Linked DNA regions of Mus musculus: regions 2 and 3 are each linked to region 1. A link is a loop called in an ENCODE intact Hi-C map of the cell type or tissue named here. Cell type or tissue: left cerebral cortex. All regions are shown on one strand.

Region 1 (8,000 bases):
TGTCTTAAGCAATGTTTTATTAACTTTTTTGATAAAAACAACTTTTTAGTCCTAGTCCAGATTCTGAATCTAGAAGCTTATGGATGTCTGATACTTCTTATGGTTTTAATTACAGAAGAAGCCTGTCATGTTAAAGCCATTATAGAGGAGCTAAGAAGAAGGGCAAGAACATCCAAGATCAGAAAGATTCAAAAGTAACTCTTCAAACAAAGAGTACAGAGCGACCCCATGAGGTGCACGGCACAGGGCTCCACAGAAATGGGGAGAGTGAATGAGTGAGAGTGAGGTTTGAAGAGAATTAATTTAGGGCTGAAAGTAGGCTTGGGATCATGATTTCAGGAAGTTTCAATCCATCATGGTGGAGATAGCATGGCAGAAAGCAAGGCTCACCCAGCAGCTCAGAGTGACAGAAATATGAGGTGGAGGAGGCTGTTCACTTTGTGGTCATCCAAGAAGCAAGCAAGACAGGGAGTAGCCAAGGGTAATGTGGCTCCCCTTCCCCAATCAGCAATGACCTTTTTCCAACCATCCACTTGAGAGAAATATAAAGATTAAGGGGAGAGGATATTCACCTGCCACCTAGACCCCATCCCCCAGACACAGACCCACTTCCTCAGTCTAGACTCAGCTTCCCATTGTTGCTATGTTTTATTTCCTTTTTCTCTTCCTTTAGGTTTAATTTGAAGATATTTTCTTTTAGCTTGCTCTTTTTTAGAACTTATTTATGCTAGCTCTTACTATTTTTCATTGTGTACACTTTAAGGCATATAATTATATTTAGCTATAAGTGCCATTTTGGTTTTACCTCAATAGCTATGTTTTTATGCTTTTCTATTTATTTATTTTAAAATATCTTATTTTTTTTTTGTTGCAATTACATTTCTGAACTAGTGGTTGTTTGAGGGAATACTGATAAATTCCTATAAATCTGAGAAACTTCTAAAAAATATCTGTACTATTATTTTCACCTAAATCCACTATGGTTTGACATATATACTTTGAAATAATACAATTTGGAATTTGCTTAGACATTGTTTATAAACTAACACAAAATGTAATACATTTTGATTAGATTTTATGTGTATGTATTAACAATATGTATACTAATAATGTAGAGTATTATCATCTAGATCGAGATCTATATAGACATGTATAGTTGTAATTCTACTATAGATATAGATATCTTTTTGGACACATCTCTATGTCTCCATGTCTGTATCTATGTCTTAAAGCTGCTTATCACGCATTTTAAATGATTTAGATGTGAGCACTACTTTTCTTAAAGTCATTCTCATCTAAGTGATTTTACTCACTCAGTATTCCAAGTCACATTATTTTTCATCCATTCACTTTTAGTCTCTCTAGGTTTTTATATTTAAAACATGCATTTTATAAAGAGTGTAGTGTATGCTTCTTCCATCCCTTGTGATACATTTTATTTTTTAATTCACGTATTAATCTATGCACATTTAGTGTAACGGGTACAATTTCTCATCTTAATACATGCATTTTTCTATTTTAAATGCTTATTTGCTTATTTTTATTATTCCTTGTTTTTTTGTTAATAAACATCTTTATTATTTGTAACTTTCCTTCATTATTCACTTTTAAATATTCTTTCAGTGGTTACCATAGAGACTTACAATATGGTCTTATGACTAAGAGAAATTTGGAGTATTAGCAGCTTTTTGAAAATTCAACGACCTTAGAATATGCTATCATGATAGAACATGCAGCCTTTCTTCTTTCCTGCCACTGATATCATAACTGCAGTTGTACAAATACTTTAAATTCTCCATGTTTGTGATACATGCCTGTCTGTCACATTTCCCAACATACCTCTACTATACCCTCCTTGTCATCCAGTTCTGACATCCCTCTTCCTAAGTATCTTAGACTTCAACTTGTCAAGGAAACTCCTCTGTGGCCACAGATGGTGCTGTGCCCACATTATCTGCTGGACCATTGCTGTGTTGCACTGGCCTCTTTAGGTCCTCACCTCCTCACTGACCACTCTAAATACTAAGATATCCAGAGGCCTGAAACTGGAGATTATTTATATTTTAATGTCTTCTTATTGAATTCAATGCCTGACACTTTGCAAGCACATGTTTAATGGGTAAGTGACACGACAAAGGTTACACCCCCCACCCCTGTCCATTGAATACCCTCTGTGGTATTTTCTAAGTTCTTCTTTGGATCAGTCAAGCATTGACTGAATCTTAGGTCTCTTAGTAATGAGGGGAGCACCTGTGTCACTCTCATTGTACAGATGAATACATTAATGTTCAGAGATTTTATGTTTCTCAAAATCATAAAGCCAGAAAATGGCAAGGCTGAGGTACAGCGTCTAGGCTGACTCTGGAACACAAAGGCTTACCACAAATGCACAGACTAATGGACTTCTTAACATCTGTTGGACCCATTTCCTTCCCACTTTCCATCAATTACCATCTAGAGTTGAACACTGATGACAATGTCATTCCCAGTAGAAGACTTTCTGGATGATGGTCACCCACAGTAAATGCTTATAAATAATCTAGAAAGTAAGTGAAGATACAATTGTTATCATACATAGATCTAGCAAACAAGTACCTGAGTTATTAATATTCCTGAGGTAGGATGAGATTGGAATGGGCTAGATACTCGAACAATATGAAATTCAAATTCTCCTAAAGATCTAGGTGTGAATTAGACTCTTGGAAACAGATTTGAGCTGTTGCAGGCTATTTGTATAGATGGCTTTAAGTATATTCGTTGTGCCTGCTCATTGAACACAATCATGCATATTCTATAGGCACAAGAAAATGCCAGTGTGTTAAGCATGGTGGCCTCCCTTTTCTAAAAAGATAATAAGGATCAAAGCATTATGCACAAGTTCACTGTGACCTGAGGGAGTTAAAGAATCTTCTAGGAGAGATTGACTTCTGAAGAGCGTGCCAAGTAGCACCCCAGAGGCTGCTGAACACCAGGGCACCATTTCCTTCCTCTCAGAAGCCTCTTCTGTGCTGTGCCAAAACTCACATCACTGTAGAATGCGGACGTGACATGCCCGATCCTGAGAGGCAGACACTGTTCTAGGGTAACCTTTTGGAGGCAGCTTCATCTTGCTGCCTGGGAACATGTTTCTTGGCTGTTGCCAAGAACATGGGGAGGAAGTAGGAGGAGCTGTTGGATACCACACGTTGTCTTCATAGTATATTACTTCAATGTCCAATTCTTTTCAGTTTCAGCAGCAGCCTGCCTGGAGTTTCACATTTCAGGTAGTGACTGATGGGACAGGTGGGACTTGCTGCTTCTGGTAAGGAGAGAGGGGTTTATATACTATAGCTGCTATGCAAATTTGCTATGCAAATCTAAAATGCCATTATATCATACATTACATATACTATGATGGGAATAGTAAACGTTGAGTTGCAAAGAAATCATGCATAGCAGCAGGAACAAAACCTAAGATGAAATCGGTTGTGAAAATTGGCTCCCTTAATTTAATTGGAGTTAAGAGAATTTAGAGACCTTGCCTTAACCTAGGGAAATGGGAATGAAAATAGGTTTAGGAGATTAAAGGGAAGGCATTTGGGGATTTATTTAGTAGAAAGAATTAACTCATGGTGTTGTCTACGGTTTGTACAACAGAATGTATTTTCCAAAACACACTAATTCTGCCAGCTAATGTGATCTGAATACCCTGTTTGTACAAGTGAAGAAGTTAGGTATCTAAGCACGGGTCCGTTGTCTATTACCTCTTGTCTAGGAAAGACAGTGTGGGCGAGAAACTGAGACCCGCTCTTCTGGTTCCAAATCCTATTAATGTTTTTCCTGGAATATAGAGTCATTGTTGAAAGTCCTCAGTGTATTTGAATAGGATATGACTATTACGTCATTTCTAGCATGCTGCCTAACTTTAGACCAAAGCACTGGGAACAGAATGACATTCGTGTGGGCTTGAGGGTTTTGTACTGGGCTTGGCACTCTTGTATGGAGGAAGTCATACAAAACTATAACTAGTACCCTGACCTGTACACTGACCACAGGATCCAATATTTCCTATCACTCAGCCTTCCTCTTTCCCCCCTTGGGAGTAGAACAGATTTTGTCAACAAATGTGGTTTGGGCACCGTGCTGGGCACATGGGGAATAGAATAGAGATTTATTGCAAAGCTCTAGATCCCAGGAGCCTGCAAGTGAGACTAATAAATGCCCATGTAGGAAATCTGTGGTGCCAGTTCTCTTAGAAGGGGTGTTTCCAAGAAAGAACAGACCTAAGAAGAGAAACTGCAACAAGCCGGGGACCCTGCCAATGGGCATCAACGAGGAGCTAAGTAGACTGAAGAGGGCAGACACTTATCTCCAAGTGAAGGAACAACATTGGCCAAAGCTTATCAGACACTGGAGCAAGAGAAAAAATGGATTGTTTGACCTCTCTCTTATTAAACATGTGTACAAGTACGTGTGTGTGTGTGTGTGTGTGTGTGTGTGTGTGTGTGCCTGTCTGTCTGTCTGTCTGTCTGTCTATCTGTCTGTCTATCTGTCTGTCTGTCTGTGCATATGCATGTGGAAGCTGGAGGACAACCTTCATGGTAGTTCCTCAGTTAATTCGAATTTGTTTTGTGAGGCAAAGACTCTCATTGGCCTTGAGTTCACCAAACAGGTCAGGCTGGCTTGTTGGCAAGTACTAACAGGCATCTGCCTGTCTCTGCCTCCCCACTAGCACTGGGATTAGAAGCGTAAGCCACCCTGTCAGGCTTCCCCCTCTTTCTTTCATGTGAGTTCTAGGGAAGGAAACTCAGGTACTTAGTCTTGGTTGGTAGATAAGCACATTACTGTCACCCCAGCCCCTAAACAGTTCTTTCACTGGAAGGATTCCTTAAAAAAACCAGACAACTCAAAAGCAGGAACAATGGGAAGAGGTTTTTATCTTTGATGATCCTCCTGCAAATGCTACCTACCCTTGCTCGATATGCCCTTACTGTTGACAAGGATGCTTTTGGAGAGGTGGACCACTCATACTTAGTATATGTGATTCTGAGGGAAGAGAAAGTTGTGGGCAGATAGAAAAGAAGGGTGCAGAGGCGGTAGGTTTCTATCAAACATATTGCCCCATGGGAAGAAGCAGTCCCCAAGATACATGCTCTCCCTGGTCTTTGGAGTCTGGATTCTGTCATTGACCTTCCTCTGGGAGATTTCCCATTTTCTTTCCTCTTCCTTGCTCACTACATACTTTTTCTGCTTATGGAATATCTGGTATTTTTAGCCCAAGCAGTTGCTGTGGCAACCACTAGAGCTGAACATTTTGTTTCCCAAGAACAAATGCTTGCTTAAATATAAAAGCGTTTTTCTGTTGTTCAAAAGAACTGAATTTTCTAGCATGTAATTCAGCGCATGTGAGTGAAATTGACATTTCTCTCCTTGTATGGACTCCCAACCATGGCCATATTCTCCAAGGTTGGGGGAGATAGGATTAATCTTTACACCAGATATTGTGATATTTTTCAAAAAGGAGAATAAGAAATGATTTTATTCTGTTTAATTTGCTCCAATATTTTGGAAGATCTCAACAAGGAGTATTCCAGAGAAGGAGATGGGGGTTGCTGCCTCTTCCTCCGTAAGTGAGGAAGTGAATTCACAGACAACGACAACCTTATCTGGTCCTTCAATAAAGAGATGCCATCTTTCTTGTGTCCAGCTCACCCGCAGACAGTGCTAGTGCTGAAGAAAACAACTTTCTGTTGAATATTTTGACCTTTCTCTACTTTCTAGAAAATTTCTTGACCATGTCTGAGTATTCTTTTGATTTTTTTTTTTATCCCAAGAACACTGCATGCACACATTATAGACTGTAGACTGCAAACATCTCTCTATTTTGGTATCCAAGACTCTAGAGCTTATTCTAGCATCTAGGTTTTTTCCCAAGTACATTGGAGTGTAAGAAACGACCTCCCACACATTTAAATGAGAAATTCTTAACACTGGCTGTGTGAACTCGGGTGAAAAAAAATTCACAATGTTATTTTTGCTAATCTCAAATGAAGATTCATTATTATCCTTCTCTATAAATACAGATAACAAAATTCTGATGGTCACTTTGTAACTACTCTGAGCCTTATTCCATTACCATTGTAAGAGTTATTTAAAATGTTTGTGCCTTTTTATCATTATGTTGAAACTATGGGAATCATCAGGTATATAGAAAATACACAGACAGACATACACAGAATCATACTTACAGACACATAGACACATGCACACATAGACAGACAGACACACACAGAAACATACTTACAGACACACACAAACATAGACACACACACACACAAACATATATACACACACATGCACACACACAGATACACACACATACACAAAAACTCCTAAGCAGTTGTTTTTATGTTGGAAATTACACTTGAATATAATTGTCTTCTATTATAATATTTTATTTTATATACTTAATTTTTTTTTTGAGAAAAAGGGGTTTTCAAGACTATCAAAAGGGGTCATGTCACACCAAACACTTCCTAAAGTCTCGCCTGTTTTCTTGCAGTGACATGCTGCCATTTCTGTATCACTGGCAAGCTCAGGCTTAAGGAATCAGTTCACTGAAGTTTGAATCATGCTCTTCTGTAGCATTACCTGGATCTTGTTGAAAGGAGATGTGGTTTGGATGAGGTATCTCCCATAGGTCTTGTACATATGAATATTTGGTCTCCAGGTGCTGACCCTATTTAGGTAGGTATGGGTTTGCTAGTGGAAGTATGGTCACAGAGGGGGCAGTTTTGAGAGCTTAAAGACTTGAACATTCTGAATTTTCTCTCCCTGCTTCTTCTTTGGTTTGTGGGATGTAACTCCTCGTCTCTTAGCTTCCTGTTTTAATCACTATGCCGGTCTACTACCACACTACCTGGCTATGATGATAGTGGACCCATCCCTGTGGATCTAATGACAATAATTTAATATAAGCTGCTTTGGTCATAGTGTTTGATCTCAGCAATAGAAAACTAATTACTACACTACACCATGAACTACACCATGAAGCTTGCCTTCTTTAGCTGGAAAGATCAAGACTTTTTTTTTCCTGAATAACCTGTTGGTAAAAATTCCCTATCACCCCAGTCCTGCTCTATACTCTATTCATGGTCTCTGAAAGCCAAGAATGTCATTGACATTCAGAGAAAATGCAGAGGAAGAAATGGCATCAGGGTATTATCAAAACTCTGAGGTCAAATGGGAGTATTTGAAGCAGGAAAAGACTTAATAGGGAAGTTACAATATAGGCTCAGAAAGAGGCGAGGGCAAGCTACCAGTGGTTGTCCAGAAATCAGGAAATTTAAAGAGCTGCAGGACAACATCACTGACCTCCTTGGCTGCTGCTGCAGCAGATGGCACAATTCACTGATGGGCACCTGGAAGCCACTGACCAACGTCACACTACCCACTGACTAGGCCCACCCTGTTCACACCATGGCCCATTGCTGCTGCAGGAGCTGTAATCCTTTTGTTTCTCTCCTGCTTTTTCAGCCCCCAGTTTTTATGGTTGGGGTCTAACTCTGAACCGTGCTGGTTGGGATTCTAAGAAATGTAGCTTGCAGGTTGCTGGCCTCAGGGAAACAGGTACAGTAAAGTGGCTGGGCATTGTCTTATTAAGGGCTTCCCATTACTGTGAGAAAAAGACCAAGACCAAAAGCAAGTTGGGGAGGAAAGTTTTTCCTTTTGTTTGTTTTGGTTTGGTTTTCATAAGCTCTCGTATCATACTTTGTCACTGACAGAAATCAGGGCAGGAACTATCTGCAGTAACAGAAGCAGAATCCTTGGGGAAGTGCCTCCTAGCCTGCCTTCTTATATATCCCAGGGCCAACTGCCCAGGGGTGACAGTGCCCACAAAGGACTGGGTCCTCCCACAGAAATCATCAATCAATAAAATTCTCCACAAATTTGCTCACAGGTCAATGTGGTGGTGGCATTATTGCAACTGATGTTCTCTCTCCTCAAATGTCATAAACTAA
Region 2 (8,000 bases), 73 kb after region 1:
CAAACAAACACAAAACACCAAACAGAAAAACTCAAAAAACAAACACACACACACACATGATGCATGGTTTTATTGGTTCATAATGTGTTAACTCTATTATGAAAATGTTGGGGTAAATAAGTTGAAGGCTCTGTGAATCTATATCACTTTTGCAACTTCCCCTAAATCTATAGTTATTTCAAATAAAAAGGTTTTAAAATGTCAATTGCCCCCCAAATGATGAAGAGATTCCAGAGAGTATTATACAAGGCCCAGAAGGTGTTTTTACAGGAACTAGAATGCTGACTTAGAACTTTAGGTCAAATTCAAAAGAACTAAAGTCATCAATGAGCCCATGCAGAAGATGGAAGAAGTTGGAACATTTAAGCTATCTCACTTACCGTAAATCTACAGTAATACCAAGATGTAGACTGTTGATAAACAGATCAATAAAACGATTCAGAATAAAGCTCACATGTGTATGGTCAGTTTGCTTTTTAGATAAAAATGAAGAGATAATTCAGTGGAGGGAAGAGAGCAGCCATTCCACCAACTGTGCTGCACAATCAGCCACGTACAAGGAAATGAAGTAGAATTGTATCTCAGGAGGACACATGCTTAACAAGAGCAAGGCTTTGCTTCTTACACACACACACACACACACACACACACACACACACACACACACACGCATGCACACCATGTAAACATCCCACACACAGTATGCATGTGCACATTAGTACATGAAACACTTTGCAATCTTTGCAAACTTTCTAGTTTGGGGTTTAGCACCTCTACTGTGCTAATTAATTAATTCATCTAAGAAACTTTGACAAAATGATCACTCTTCTTAACTATTTAATTTTTATTCCTTGACAATTTCACACACATATACAGGGAATTTTGATGTTTTCACCCCCATTTCTTTCTCTCATTCCCCTTCTGTGTTAATTTGAATAAAGTGTTGCACACAAGTCTCAGGGATTTAAATTCTTCATCCCCAGCTAGTGGCTGTTTGGGGAAGATTAGGAGATATGGTATTGCTGGAGGAAGTATGTGACCAGGGGAGAACTAACAGTTTCAAAAGACTCTAGTTCATCAGCTTTCTTTGCTGTCTGTTTATGGATCAGGCTGTGAGCTCTCGGCTTCTGCTCCAGGGCCATACCTGCTTGCCTGCTGCTATGATGTCTGCAATGATGGTCATGGACTCTGAACTGGCTAGAACTGTCAGCCCCAAATACGTCTTTTCTTCTCTAAGTTGTCTTGGTCATGTTGTTTTATCACAGCGATAGCAAAGTACCTAATATATACACTCCTGCTGCTGAAACATTTATTTTATTCCCAAGAAGTCGGCATCCTAAATCTATGCCATTGAGTGTGAGAGCCACTGAGTTTAACTAGGATTGCTTCCAGGAGCCCAAGGTTATTTCCTGGAGCATGAACAGCTTATCTGTGGCTACACTACTGAAGAAAATGATAGTCACCAGCCTTCATTAACTGTCGGTAGTCCCCCGAGGGAGGGAGGGGCCTCATAAGCCCCTCCCTTATCCATGATGGATGGTTCACCAGGCCAATCTTATTCAGATCTTGTGGAGGAAAACACATCTGCCCTGAGTTCATGAAGGCAAAGGCCATGTCAAGTCCAGAAGGCACCTACTGCAGTGCACCCTTCCCATCCTCTGGCTCTGATGGACAGATAATACCGCACTTAAGGCTGAGCATGCCCCTGTCAATCATTTGTAGTGTTCTGACCCGTTATGAGTCTGTATATTAAAATGTTTACCCTTTAATATAAAGTTGCCATAGAGTTGGAGATCAGAAAGACCTCATTTGCAATTCTGGCTTTGCCACAGGCTGACAGTCTTCAGGTAGGCTGCTTAACTCCTTGAAGAGCTCTGACAACCTGTACATGCATTTGTGATACATTTGCTTGTCTAAAGCTGATAGTTGAGTGACATCATATTTTTTGTGTGTGCCACTCTCTTGCCAGGAACACATTAGAGTCAATCAGCATCCAATTGTTACACTTCTGCCTGCCTTGGCTCTAAGAGCAGCATCTGCCTTCACAGTCTGCCTTCCTTCTTCCATGGGGGTTGGTTGGTTTCAGAATGGGATGAGTCAGCATAGTTCCGCACCTCACACAGAGAACTCACTCATTTTCCTTAAACCCCTCAATCCTTTCCAAGCCCATGAGCATCCCTTGGCAGCTCCACACACCACACGCCCATCTGAGAACACTCACCAGGTAAAAGCGAGGCACTTCGGCTCACTCTGAACTTTTCAATACACTGTCAGGGACTAACTCCATGGTGAATACCTCTGAATGCATTGATTTCTTTAGAGCAATTTGATCCCCACAATCCAGAGCTGACTTCCCTGAGGCCAATCAATACATCAATGGAAATATAAATAAATCAAAATAAAACTCTACACCTCTAGAACTCATGTGGACATCATAATATGACTACTATCTAAGACACTCTTTTTAGTCTCACTTCTTTTGTGTGTAGGTTTTCTCCAAAATCAGTAGTCTGTGAGGACAAGAATACTTCTGAAACATATAAATGGCTTAAAACCATCCACAGTTTTTATTTGATGCATTGGTTTTGATGACATAAACAATGTCACACACAGTCATGCTTCTTTTTATTAGATATTTTCTTTATTTACATTTCAAATGCTATCCTGAAAGTCCCATATACCCTCCCCCAGCCCTGCTCCCCAACCCACCCACTCCTGCTTTCTGGCCCTGGCATTCCCCTGTACTGGGGCATATAATCTTTGCAAGACCAAGGGCCTCTCCTCCCATTGATGGCTGACTAGGCCATCCTCTGCTACATATGCAACTAGAGACACAGTTCTGGGAGGTACTGGTTAGTTCATATTGTTGTTCCTCCTATAGTGTTGCAGACCCCTTTAGCTCCTTGGGTAATTTCTCTAGCTCCTTCATTAGGGGCCCTGTGTGCCATACAATAGATGACTGTGAGCATCCACTTCTGTATTTGCCAGGCACTGGCATAGCCTCACAAAAGATAGCTATATCAGGGTCCTGTCAGCAAAATCTTGCTGGCATATGCAATAGTGTCTGGGTTTGGTGGTTGTTTATGGGATGGATCCCCTTACTCATCTCTCACCACCTCAGACACCTCAGAGTTCTTAGCTCAGGTATTTTCTCTTTCTCAGGGATTCCTTTCCTTCTTTTGACTCGACTCATCTGGAAGGTGGAGCCACAGTTGAAGCTACATGTCCTCCATGAAACTTAGAGTTCATGGTATCTGTTTACATTCTCAGCTTCCCATGGCCTTCAGCTGTGGGGCTGGGATTTTAGAAATCCATATTAATCTCTAGCTGTGGGAAGTTGAACAAGGTATTTGCTCTTCTCATCCTATATCATCTGTAACTTCAAAATGAAGACACTAGCAGGACACTCAGGACCATTGTGAGGACTGAACGAGGCAATGCACATGGAAGTTCTTTGCAAATTGAGCCAGGGTAAACAAATAAAATGGTTACTTATGCCTCAAATAGCCCTCATCCCAGATTGCCTTTCTTGTGTGTGGATATGGCTCCTGATTCCTTTTGAGAAATGCTGTGAAGGTCGAGCTGTTTTATCCATCTTTACAACCCCTAACATGCTTTACACATGCAGGCATACATTAGGACATGGAACGGAGAGTATTTAGTATGGGGTGGAGCCGATCTTCTCTTCATTCAGCGAAGCAAATTATCCATCGCTGCATCATTTCTCTATTTAGCCAGCAATCAATACACACATTTGCCCTTACAATGTTTTACTAGAAGATTGCTTTCATGGGGAAGAGGGTGAGTTAGGCCCCCCCCCCCCCGCCACTGTACCCCAATGGGTACCACATGTTCAAAGCCTGCAGAGCAAGTCACCAGCACAATTCATCAAATGATTATAGGAATTCAGGAAACAGCAAGTCCTCATTAAACCAAAATAACAATCCGCAGCAGATGCATGCTCTATTTTCAAACTATGCCCTTGTGTTCTATTACCCCAGAGTTGTGGAGTCAAAGCTTGTAACAGAGTAACTGAGCTGGAAGCCAAAATAGGATGATTGTGCAGCTCTTGTGGAGAAGTCTAAATCGGAATTGCAGATGTTTATAGCCAAAGTCAAGAACATCTTCCATCTGAGGAGGGAACACAGAACTCAACTATTGCTAATGTCATAACTTTAAAAAAGAAGAATAGTGTTGAGATTTTTACTGTGAACCCTTTTATGTAACCACTTCCATTTTTAACTAGTCCTCCTGGTAGACCTGGGCTTCTTCCCTCTTTGTATTCCCAACAGTCCAGTCTCTGCACATCTCTGATTAGCACATTGCACACTGTCTGGGAACAAGATCTACTTACACTTCAATCCAGTTAGACTTAGTTTCTTTCTTTCTTTCTTTCTTTCTTTCTTTCTTTCTTTCTTTCTTTCTTTCTTTCTTTCTTTCTTTCCTTCTTTCTTTCTTTCTTTCTCTTCCTCTCTCTCCTTCCTTCCTTTCATTCTTTCTTTCTCCTTTATATGTATATATGTACATATGTGTGCATATGTGTGCACACACATGTGTATATGTATGCAGAAACCAGAGTCAGACACTGGGTGTCTTCTTCTGTTACTTCTCCGTATTTTTTTTCCAATTCAGGGTCTTACTATATCACTATGGCCTGGAAATCTCTGTACAGACCAGGCTGACCTTGAATTTATAGAGATCTGCTTGCTTCCAGCTCCAGAGTGCTGGGATTAAAGATGAATTGCACTGTTCCCAAGCCAGTTAAACATTCTTAAGAGAGCATAGAGACTGAATTAGTTAAGTGGTGCTAAGTTTGGGCATTGTCCTTGTAGAAAGAAAGGTTGATGTACCACTAGATGTGATTCTTCACTTCTGAAGAGAGTTATGAGTGTAAGTAGACATTTATGAGCCCTTACCATATAGAAGAGCCGGGGCTATGGGAGAGGGGAGAGGTAAAGGGGGTGGGAGATAAAGGCTTAGATTTACCATTTATTTACTTGGCAAAGAACTTTGGGCAAGGCTTTTGATCATTCTGAGTGCCAAGTTTTTTTTTTTTAATTAAAAAATTTATCTGACAAATGATTTGAAGAATGCATGTTATAAGCCAGCTGTTGTGCAAGATGTTAGGGAAACAGTGATAAATGGGATGTGGGCTTTCTTTGAAAATAAGTATTACTTACAGCACGACAGAGATAAATGAATGCTACTTAAGGTGGGGCCAAGATAGAAATGGTTCCATTTTGAAAAACAGCCACTCTAGTCCTGGAAGATCAGGACAGATTTCTGACACAATGGCATTCAAGAGGAGCACATGACGATTCATCATGCCAAGACTAGGAAGGAAGAGGAAGTGAATCAGGCAGAGGGACAAGAAGCACAAACTCCCAGACAGCAAGAGGCAGGGATACATTTAAGGACCTGTAAGCATTTTAGTATGAGCTGTGAGAGTATGCAAGAAGGAGAGACAAGTAGGCGGGTCTAAACGATGAAACATCTTGGTGGTTGGTCATAGAAGGCTGGCTTCCATTCTCAATAGAATCTGAAAAGCCATGAAGGTGTTTTTAACTAGGGAAACTAATCAGTGAGATGATATTTTAGAGATGTAATTATTTTTGCAGGGCAGAAACTGCATTAGAAATAGGAAGGCAAGTTAGGAAGCCGTCAAGAGTCTAGATGCAGAACAAAGACACTATGAGTCAAGACAGTGGTTTCAGAAATAAAAGCAAACCAAAATGTTGGATTCTAGAGACAAGGAGGTGAGGGTGCCAATTACTGTTTGTCACATACTCATTAAACATTGTATACATGTACTAAAATGTCACACTACCCCATAAACATGTACAATGACCATGAGCTGATTAAAAGAGGTTAGATATCACTGTAAGTAAGTAATTAAGTAAGTAATTAACAAACTGAATTTCAATAGAGTGTTGGCAATTGGCTGCTGGCTTAGCAATGAGAAATGTATTTAACGCAACCATCATTGTGACTCGTTTTTTACACTTGATGCGCCCGCGTGTGTGTGTGTTTTCAGACAGCATCAACTAGAGCATTTGCAGTTTTAACCATGCAAACCACAAACACAGACCTCAGCTTCTACCCGTGCTTCCTTTCCCTCTGTAGAAAGAGAGGGTGCTTGTCCTAGAAATGTCAGTTTCTTTCATCGGGCCCTTCAAAACCATTGCCTCAAGAAATTACCACTGTTAACACTACCAGTCCTACATCTCTCTTCCCTTTTCCACAGGATGGGCATCCTCAGGAAGCAAGCACAGAACATCTTGTACACATAAAACATGTTATTGTGTGCTTAGGGATCTATATACCTGTCAGTTAATATTAATAGTTAACAGGAAAGGAAAAAAAATCTATATTTAAGTGTGTTGGAGACACAGAAGAATTATATAATCATGGGAATAAGTTGGGAAAGACTTATGGGGTGAGGGTACCTGTGAAAATAAGCAATCTATGTTGGCTGTTTGTAGGTCTTTTGTTGGTATTTTAAATAAAGTGTTAGAAAGTCTAATTTCATGGAATATAACACCAGTGGCATGTGGTATACTTTGCAAGTAAATCCTTTTATTTTCATATTTCTTGCTCATAGAAAAGGTTATTTTTTTTTTTACTTTGATATGACTGTTCCGGCATGGGAGGAGTTATTACTATAGCAACCACTGCATTTAGCACATGTCCAGCTGGAACACAGAAAAGGTTTCTACCTCTTTAAATAGTAGTGACATGATTCAAGGATGGGAGGCTTCAAAGCACGGTGGATATAGAAGAGAAAGAGATGAAGGAAAAGGAGAAGGGTGGAGGCAGAGATGCATTCAGAAAGATGTGGATAAAAAAACAATCTTTTCAATGACAAATGAACAGACCAATAAAACTTTGCACACATGGGCAGGGTGGGGGGACTTGGAAACATGGAAATGAGTCAGATTTGATGTTCCACATCTACTCAAAGATGCATATTTCACAGGAGTACCCTTCATACCTGCTGGATGCTATGGAAACTCTCCCTGTGTATATGTGACTGCACAAGGCAGACATCAAGTCACACAAGTGACACAGGGACTTAAGAAGGGGTCAGGAAAGCAGAGTGGCCCTACCCATATGGTTTCATTCCAAGTTAGTGTTACATACTCAAGGAGTTCTGGGGACCAAAGGGATAGGTTTGTCACCACCTGGTAAATGAAAAGCCACTAAAATACCAGTTTACATAGGAAATCTACTACTATATACACAGCAGGCTGAGGAATCTTGGAGAAAGGACACTCCCGGTGATGGAAGCCTGTCTTCTCAGAGCAAATCTGCACCTGTTTTCCTCTGAGCACATCTGTTCCCTGACCTGTGCTTTGTTTTCTCTTTATTAAAGTGGGGATGCAGGGGCAGGAGCCAGGGCTGCATCAGTTAGAAGGCTGAAATGGGAACCTGTGAGCACTGAACAAGTTACAATTTCCAACTAGCTTAACAATAAAAAAATTTATTGGACCGTGAAATGGAAAATTTCAGACAGACTGGTGGCTCGTGCCTGTAGCTTCAGTATTTAGAAGGCAGAGCAGAGAGAAGCACTGTAGGGAGGAGAGTGACTACATGGAGACTGGTTGTTGTTGTTATCATTTTGGTTTCCAGACACAAGGCAGTTGCAAATGTGAACACACAGCAGTGTGACAGCATGCCTAAGGTCTGTGCAAGATCATGTCAGATAAAATTCCAGTATGGTGGATGGAGGTGGGGTTCTATGGGAGGGTTGTCAGGAGTCTCACCCCTAACGAAGGCGCTATTAGCAGTTGAAAGTGGGGGAGAGAATCAGTTTTCTTTAAGGAGGAGGCCACCAAGAGGCTATTCCTGTATTAGTAGTAGATGGATGGTCCTGTGTCTTAGAACACACAGGCAAGCGCTAAGTGTACTTTGAGTTTAAAAATGACAAAATTGGGAGGGAGTAATGTTAGGGGGATAAGAGAATGATTAGAAGGGAGGGAATAGGGTGGACTTGATCAAAA
Region 3 (8,000 bases), 93 kb before region 1:
CATGAAATAAAGACTTTATGTAGCTTTCTCTTGGGGTCAGTTGAGGGACTATGGTGAGAATTCACACATCATAAGCACACAGCCCTGCAGACCTGGAAGCGAAGCCAGTCTTGGCCTGAGTCCCTGGATGGAGTTGTTCAAATGCAGAAGCAGTGATGTCCAGAAGAGCACCAGCTCTTACAGATCAATGAAGCTCAGGAACAAAAGGCCTCAGCGAGCTGGTGGTCTGGGAAGAGCATCATTTGCACCTTTGTGGCTCTTCCTTTGCAGTGGAGAAGAGGGAGTGTTGCTGAAGATGAGGCCAAGCAGTGCTTTAAAAGCTCAGATTGTTCCAAGGGGCGGGGATGAGGGGGAAGGAGACAGCATGGGCAGAGGAAGAGAAAAAAGAGAAAGGAGGAACAGGAAAAGAAAGGAGGAAGAAGTCTTTAGTTCCGCTGGCATCTAAATTTGGTAGATGTTTAGACAGCCAATAATTTATTTCCAGGCTTGCAAAAGCATTTATTCTGCCCTGCTGTCGACATGAGATCTCACACACATTTCACTGAAGTGGATTAGCTCACCGGGGTTGCATTTTAACCCACGCTCGTTGGCAACACCGTTATCTCTGTGTGGGAGGCACACAGGGGTAGTAATTTAGTTGGAGGAGGGTGACAAGCTAGCAGACGTGCATTGAGACTGTGCTTGAATGGCAAGCTCCCATTTCATTTCTTTGGTTCCTTCTTTTTTTGAACCTTCATTGTATACTTATTTGTGACAGCGAAAAAGCAGAAAGTCGCCCCCAATTGCTCTCATTTGCTGATAGCTCAGCAGTCACAGCTTAGAAGAGGCCACTGCAGTGTCACTTCCATAAGGTCACAGCATGTCATTGGGCAATGTGGACAGCAACCATAGACTCACTGTACACTGACCACAATCTGGTAGCCACCAATTGCTTTGTGGATGTTCACACTGCCCTTCTGTCCAATCACTTGCATCCACCCAAGATCCTGACACCAATTCAGGGTATCCCCTGGTCCTCTAATGATCTTTCCTGCTGTGGGAATGTGGTGAGCCTCAGGTTTCTACATTTCACTCCTGTGAGTTTGTGTGTGCACTTGCACTTGTGGGGCTACGTATGCAGGCTCAGGCAGGTGTGTACCCACGCAAGCATGCACAGGCCGGAAGAGGTGATCAGGTGCTCTCCTCTACTGCTTTCTACCTTAGTCCCCAGTGACACTGTCTCTCATTGAACAAGGGCTTGTCATTTTGGGGGCAATCCCCAGACATCCTCTCGACCCTCTGCCCCTCTCCCCCAGCACTGGGATTATAGAAAAACATAGATCTTTTTACACAGGTGCTGGAGATCTGAATTCAAATCCTCAAGCGTGGGCAGCAAGGACTTAGGCACTGAGCCATGTCCCCAGCCGTGCTTACATAGTTTTAGAGGCACCTATGCATGTGTAAGTGGAGAGGACAATGACTTGTCCCTGCCCTCTAACTATGGCAGCATTGGCCTTATACCTGCAGCCTCAATGTCCATCTGGAACTTGGTAAGGATACAATGTCCCGGGGCCCTGGTGTACTGATTCAGAATCTCTGAGCATAGGACCCAGCAATCCGCATTTCATCAACGTCTTCAGGCCATTTGCCCTCATGCAAACGTTTGAGCAACATTATTCTTAGGGACTCAGCCAATCACAATTGTTTCCTCATTCCATAGTGTTAATGTTAAACAGAGTTAACAAGCACCAACGGGTGTTTATTATTCAGAAAAAAAAAACTATTTCTGAATGCAGAAATAAAAGAAAAATTAATTCCATTCCACAAGAGGTATATTGGGGTGCTGGAGTTTCATAAGCTCAAAAAAATGTCTCCTGAGGCAAGGCGCTGCCGCGCAATCTGTTCTTGTTCCCATGTGATTGAATAAAGGAATGAGAGACTCTGGTGACCTTGAGGTACCAAGATTCATGAAAAAGGGGTTCGTGTAAAAAAAAACTCTCAAAGGAATAATGGGAATGGGTTGGTCATCGATAAGTTCATTTCCCTTTGATGCCCAGGTATGTGACATTGACAGCCGCACGGTCATTGGGAACTCTGGTTCCCTCTATTTTGTTATTTGTCCTCAAAGAACACCTTGAATTTTGTGGCTCAGGATGGTTGTGTCACCATCACATCCGTATTCCACCCAGCTGGAAGGAAGGAAAGAAATATGAAACACACTTACACTAGTGAGTACTAGTTACGTTGCTGTAATAAAATACCCTGTCAAAAATAAGTTAAAGAAAGGCTTTATTTTGGTTTAAAGTTCCAGACAACCCGTTATTCAGTAAAGGTGGGACATCAGGAGTCAGAAGCCTGCCCAGAAGACAGGAAATACTGTGGTCACATATAACAGGACTTTCTGGACCTGCCAGTGGTTAAGTAACGATGTAGAAACTTATAATATTTATAAGAGTTTAGGCGTTTAGCTTGGGCTACCTCCTAGCTAGCTCATCTAACTGAATCTTATTATCCTAGCGCACAATTAGTTTTTTTTCTCAACATTTTGAAATATGATTTTAATTGAAATAGAAGTACATTACTTTCCCCCTCCCTCCCCTCCCTCCAGCCCCTTCCTGCTGACCCGTCCTTAATGCCTCCCATGTTCCCCGACTCTCTATTGTGGTCTTTTTTTCTTTCTTATGGGTTCTTCCCAGAAGTACAAATAAAATGTTCATTCTGACACCAGTGGGAGATTATACTCCTGGACTCATCAGATGGACAGTGCTACCTTTCCTAGCACAGAAGCATGGCTTTTGGTAGTATTTTGACATTGTAATTTTAGTGAGATATTTGGGGAAACGCCATCAGAGTCTAACCCTTGAATCTCTCTCTCAGTGCCAGGATGCCCAACCCCCTCCATCTCCTAGAGATCATCTCCCAGAGATCCTCGCTCAGAATGGAAGTCCTGCCTTCCCTTTCCTGCCTAGCTATTGGCTGACAGAGTTTTCTTAAGGCAATCAACAGTTGAGAGAGGAAGAGAGTTTACAAACCATGAGGCTGGTTATGAGCCATAGGAACATCAATAACAACAATGCCAAGATTCTGCTAGCTCTGGGCTAGTACAGCAATCAACAATTGACAGTGCAGAGATACCTTTACACCAATGTACCTGTTGAGGTACATACACATAATACAGTACTCAATACTGTTGAGTCACATTTCATCTGCACACAAGGGGGGAGAGAGACAGAGGGAGAGAAACAGAGAAAGACAGAGAAACACAGAGAGAAACAGAGATGGGGGAGAGAGAGACAGAGACAGACAGAGAGAGAAAGAGCAGACGTCCAGGCTGTAAAAACTCAGAGGCAGTTCCCATTTATGTGTTTACTTCCCCCAGCAAAGCTCTGCCTTCTTAAAGTTCCATAACTTTTCTAAACAGCTACCAACTGAAGATGAAGTATTCAATTACACAGCCTATGGGGGACATTTCTCACCCACACCACAAGTAATGATGAGACAGTGTGGTCACAGCCATAGAAAATGTGTATCCACAACTCAGGGATGCTGTTGGCCTTCAACATCCTTGGCTTTAGATCTATTCCTATTTATTTTGTTTCTCTATCATATAGCAGAGTCCTGTAGGCTATTTCTTCTAGGTCCCTTTGCTTGCATGTTTTCAAGGATTCACCCCAGTGTAAGATAGCAGGCTAGAGGAAGGGTGAAGCTGGGATATTTTCTCCCATCTGCTTTTGCTTCGTGCTATGACTGTAGTGGTAGCTGTATTATGTGTGTGACCCAACCCTCAATGCCCTATAGGTTCTAGGGACTCTGCCTTTTTTGTCTTTTTAGTCCATAGGTGGTACCAACTCCTTGAATGTTCGTTGGTTCCTAAGTTGCTTTACCATGCTCTTGGGTTTGCGTCTTTCACTATCTGAAATCATTTTCTTGTATTAAACACCCAAGCTGTGAGAAGTCAGAGCTCAGCTTTATCTAGAGGTGACATCATAAAGAAAGTAACACTTATCACTGCAGGGCTGCAGACTTCCATGGACATGAATTCCAATATGGATCCCAGGTCTGGAGAAGAGCACAGGTAGAGATAACTGAGGTGATGTAGGTCAGGGAGGACAAGGGACCACAGATGAGGACCCCTCGGTGAGTCAAAGTGCTTTTGGGAAGCAGGGCATTTCTCCAACCCTGAGACGTGGTACACTTCAGACATCATCGTATGGCTGAGTATTATTCCTGCTGTGACAACTGCGTACTGGTCTTCCATAGGAAATTGAACAGTCTTATTTTTTTAAATCTAAAATCCTAAAAAATATTCTGCCAGATGCTTCACTCATCCTGTGTCCCTCCCCATCCGCCTATTCACATTGGCATGTGGACATGTTCCCACCAAATGAGTCAGTCAGATCGGAACATTAGTCTATTGGAGCAGATGTCACTTTAAGAAAACAACATTTCACCATTGCACAAAGCTTACCAATAGCATCTATCATGTGGCGATGGTGCTGATCTAAAGGAAAGGGGTAATTTTTGGTGAATTCAAAGGAGATAAGATGGCTATAATTATAGGGCATTGCTTCTAACTAATCCCAGAAAGAAGAAAGGCTGTTTTGTATCATGTTGAGATAGGGGAGGGAGGAGGGAGGGACTTGGCAAGGAGGGTAGGCTGTCAGAGGGAGGAGGTGGGAGATGGCAGTGTTTAGGGATGGTATTTTTGTGTCTTACTTACCCTGTCTCAGACTAGACGCTTCCCAGCAAGTAAACAAGACCTTTGAAGGTCGCTGAGGAGAGAATCCAAGGGATTTGCTCAGTGAGAACACCTCCCTGTATCTCACAGGTTTCCTAACCACAGCTCCTCTTTCCAAGCCCTCATAAATCCGCCTGCTGCCTGTCGTGGTATCATCTCATATTGGTCTAGTGTAGAATCTTCACCTCTCAAACGCAACCAGTATGAAACACAAGGCAGTTCGTTAGCGGGAGCTTTATGATTGTGGTGGTGACAACCATCTGCTACTGTGACCTAACCTTTTGTGCATTCACACATAGATTCCCTAACTAGGTCGACACTGTGTGTTGAATGTCATCCTCAGATTCTCTAGCTTCCCATGTATGACATAAGTTCTCAGTGCATGTTGACTGATTGGTGAGGTATCAATGCAAGTGGCTGTGAGGTTCAATGGCCTCCCCAATGGGAGGCAGAAACTAGTATATTTTGTGGAGGAAGGAAATTAGCATCTATAGAGAACCTATGAGCCAGGCCTTCTACTGCAATTATTTTACTTCAGCATTGAGAAAGACTGCACAATAAATATACTCAAATTAGTGCTGAGGGAATGGAGATTTGGAGAAATTGAGGTTAGTTTATCAATGCTACAAAACTCATAGGTTACAAAAGCTAGGGATTTAATCATATGGTCATTTGATTTCAAATTTTATGCCCCTTTAAAATGAAGCTTTATTGTCAAGGGACATCCCCTCCCCCCACTTCACTTCTTTCAACCTGACCAAAATCAGATGATTCTCACAGGCTGTTTTAGCAGTTGAAGACTTTTCAGTCTGTCTGACTGAACTTTGGAAATACTCTTAGGAATAAAATGAGGTAGAGAAATAGCCTCCCTGCCATGTTCACAAGCTGGGAGATGTTGTATTGCAAAGGTAAGAGTAGCTAATGTTGAAAATACAGTTACCTTTGTTAGATTACTAAATTTAAAATAGAGAGATTGCCATGAATTATCTGAGGGGCTCCAACAAAGTCACAAGGTTCTTTAAACAAGGAGGAAGGGAGACAGAGTGATGCAGAGTGGGAAGAACTCGCATGTCAGTGTGGGATTTGATGGTGGAGCAAGAGTCTATGAGCCAAGGAGCATGGGTTCCAACTAAGACCTGGAAATGCAAGGGAGTGCTCTTTTGTGGAGTTTCTAGAAAGAAATTAATCTCTCCAACATTCGATTTCATCCCGCTGCCACCTGCCCCAGATCGCTGACCTTCAAAACTGAGATAATAAATTTGTATTGTTTCCTGACCCTTGTTACAGCAATGTTAGGAAACGAATACAAGAGGCAACAGTAAGTCAACTCCTGGTCCAAACTTGCACAGACCTCGAGAACAGGCTTGATGGGTTTGAGGTCAGATAACACATGGATGAGAAGGAAAGGATAATTCAGGTGACACTGGAGAGTAGACCAGAACGGAGTGCAGAGATGACTGGAAGGCAGGGAGCAAGAGTACTTATTTCTTGGGGGGACATCTTCTGGGGAAACATGAAGAAATGGCTACTTCATCCCTGATAGGGAACCAATAACAGACCAAAATAATGATTCCAACAAAATCTAGGTTGGCAAACTAGTGAGTTTAATTGTGATTACTTACTAGATAATAGACAATCTAAAAGAAGCTGTATTACCAAAAAGCCCATGCCAGCATGGGTGATGGCTCACAAGAGCTGCACATCTCGGAGCTCTCTCTGCAGGATCAGCAGGTACCAGGAAATTGGAGAGTCTCTCTATATAAGCAGGAAGTCCTGCTTATATTACCAGGAGAAGGGAGGGGCCTTGTGAATCTTGTACATTTCAGGAATTTCTTGAGGCCTGTGTGTTGATCACTTCCTCAGTCCTAAGGAGTATCTTTCTAGGATGCAGAGTTTCTAGAAAGGATGCAGAAACTTGAAAGGAAGATTCCTTCCTCCAGGATGGAAATCATTTAGTTTGGAGGACAATGCTTCACTATAGTCACATACGGGGCTTGGGATACAGCAGCTATTTCCCTAAAATTCCCTGATATACTGGAGTGAGAAAATGGTGGAGCAAATGATGATGAAATGAAGAGGCTAATTAAACCAAGAGAGAGAGAAAAAAAGACAGTAAAGAAGGGACGAGTCCATCTCATCTGCAGCTACCAAACCCAGACACTACTGAGGATGCCAAGAAGTGCTTGCTGACAGGAGCCTGTATAGGTGTCCCCTGAGAGGCTCTGCCAGAGCCTGACAAATACAGATGGTGATGCTTGCAGCCAACCTTGGACTGAGCATGGGGGACCCCAATGGAGGAGTTAGGGGAGGGACTGAAGGAGCTGAAGGGGTTTGTAACCCCGGAGGAAGAGCATGAGCCAGCAGCTAGACATGAAGGCTCAGAAATGCATTATGCCAAAGTTCTTCTTCCACCTTAAGCATGCAAGGACATTCTTTCAGGGTCCTCGGCAATATCATTACTAACTCTATCAAATTATAGATATATTTACAAAATGAAACATAATCCTTTAGTATAACAGTCTATGAGGTGGGGAGTGGTGGTTCAAAATAATGATTTTCCTGGAGTTGCACTGGGAAAATTTTTTTCCTGGCTGCTCAAGTTTTTGTACCATTGAAACTTCATTAGAGGATTACGTGATGGTCTTTTTGCATAGCTTGTATTTCTGGCAAGCTTTAGACATGATAGTAGATGCAGAATCCTCATTGCTAATTCATAGATCATCTCGGTTTCCATAATCTAGAGCCAAGATCTCCAAGTTGGACAAGAGCTGAGCGCTAGAGTTAAGTTACCTGTTTCTCAGTGGTCCCTCAATGTTTTTTTTAAAATAGATAATGTGCAAACACTTGAATTGTGTCAATGCAGTCTAGAGACTCCAAGTATTGGAAAGGTTTCATTACCTAAGAACCAGATTTGTGACATTGCCCCCTCCCAAGAAACCTGCTCCCGTGTCTTGGGTGTACACTGCCCTGTTTTCTAAATGCTTCTCTCTTCCTTTACACCTGTGGCAAAGCTATACCAAAACTTACTTTGGATTGGCAAGATGGCCCAACATGTAAAGGCACGTGCCATTGAGCTCAGTGACTTGAGTATATCACTGGAATTCACATGGTACAAAGAGAGAACCAACTCCCCCATTGACTGCCCTTTGGCTCCCATTAATGTCATGGAATATATCTGCTTATCATATCCATACACACAGAGATAAATAAGCAAAGCAAATAATCACACTCCCACTCAAGTTCGGGGTTTGAAACATGTTAAGTCCTTTCCCTTTGTGGCTGC

Evidence for each region. A loop is a pair of places that touch in the nucleus more often than their neighbours do. Peaks named below come from ENCODE experiments on the same cell type or tissue, not always from the same donor. Only the 100,000 strongest peaks of a DNase experiment are listed, where the experiment ranks them.
Region 2: a loop joins it to region 1, with 2.8 times the contacts of the local background. A loop is called at or near these places in 2 of 42 quality-filtered maps.
Region 3: it touches region 1 in a loop (2.9-fold over the local background); 4 of 42 quality-filtered maps call a loop at or near these places.

Annotation. Positions count from the first base shown.
Region 1 is chr1:164,678,726-164,686,725 of GRCm38, forward strand. No RefSeq gene overlaps it. Among named protein-coding and RNA genes, the nearest start is that of Dpt, 110 kb to the right of the region's middle. In left cerebral cortex, no CTCF peak of the experiment used is centred here; DNase peaks (open chromatin) are centred at 3,117, 3,944, 4,784, 5,257 and 2 more places; H3K27ac peaks cover 4,538 bases.
Region 2 is chr1:164,751,887-164,759,886 of GRCm38, forward strand. No RefSeq gene overlaps it. Among named protein-coding and RNA genes, the nearest start is that of Dpt, 41 kb to the right of the region's middle. In left cerebral cortex, no CTCF peak of the experiment used is centred here; DNase peaks (open chromatin) are centred at 2,086, 4,023, 6,125 and 6,743; H3K27ac peaks cover 1,712 bases.
Region 3 is chr1:164,585,909-164,593,908 of GRCm38, forward strand. No RefSeq gene overlaps it. Among named protein-coding and RNA genes, the nearest start is that of Gm26685, 87 kb to the left of the region's middle. In left cerebral cortex, no CTCF peak of the experiment used is centred here; DNase peaks (open chromatin) are centred at 565, 4,047, 4,416 and 4,580; H3K27ac peaks cover 2,452 bases.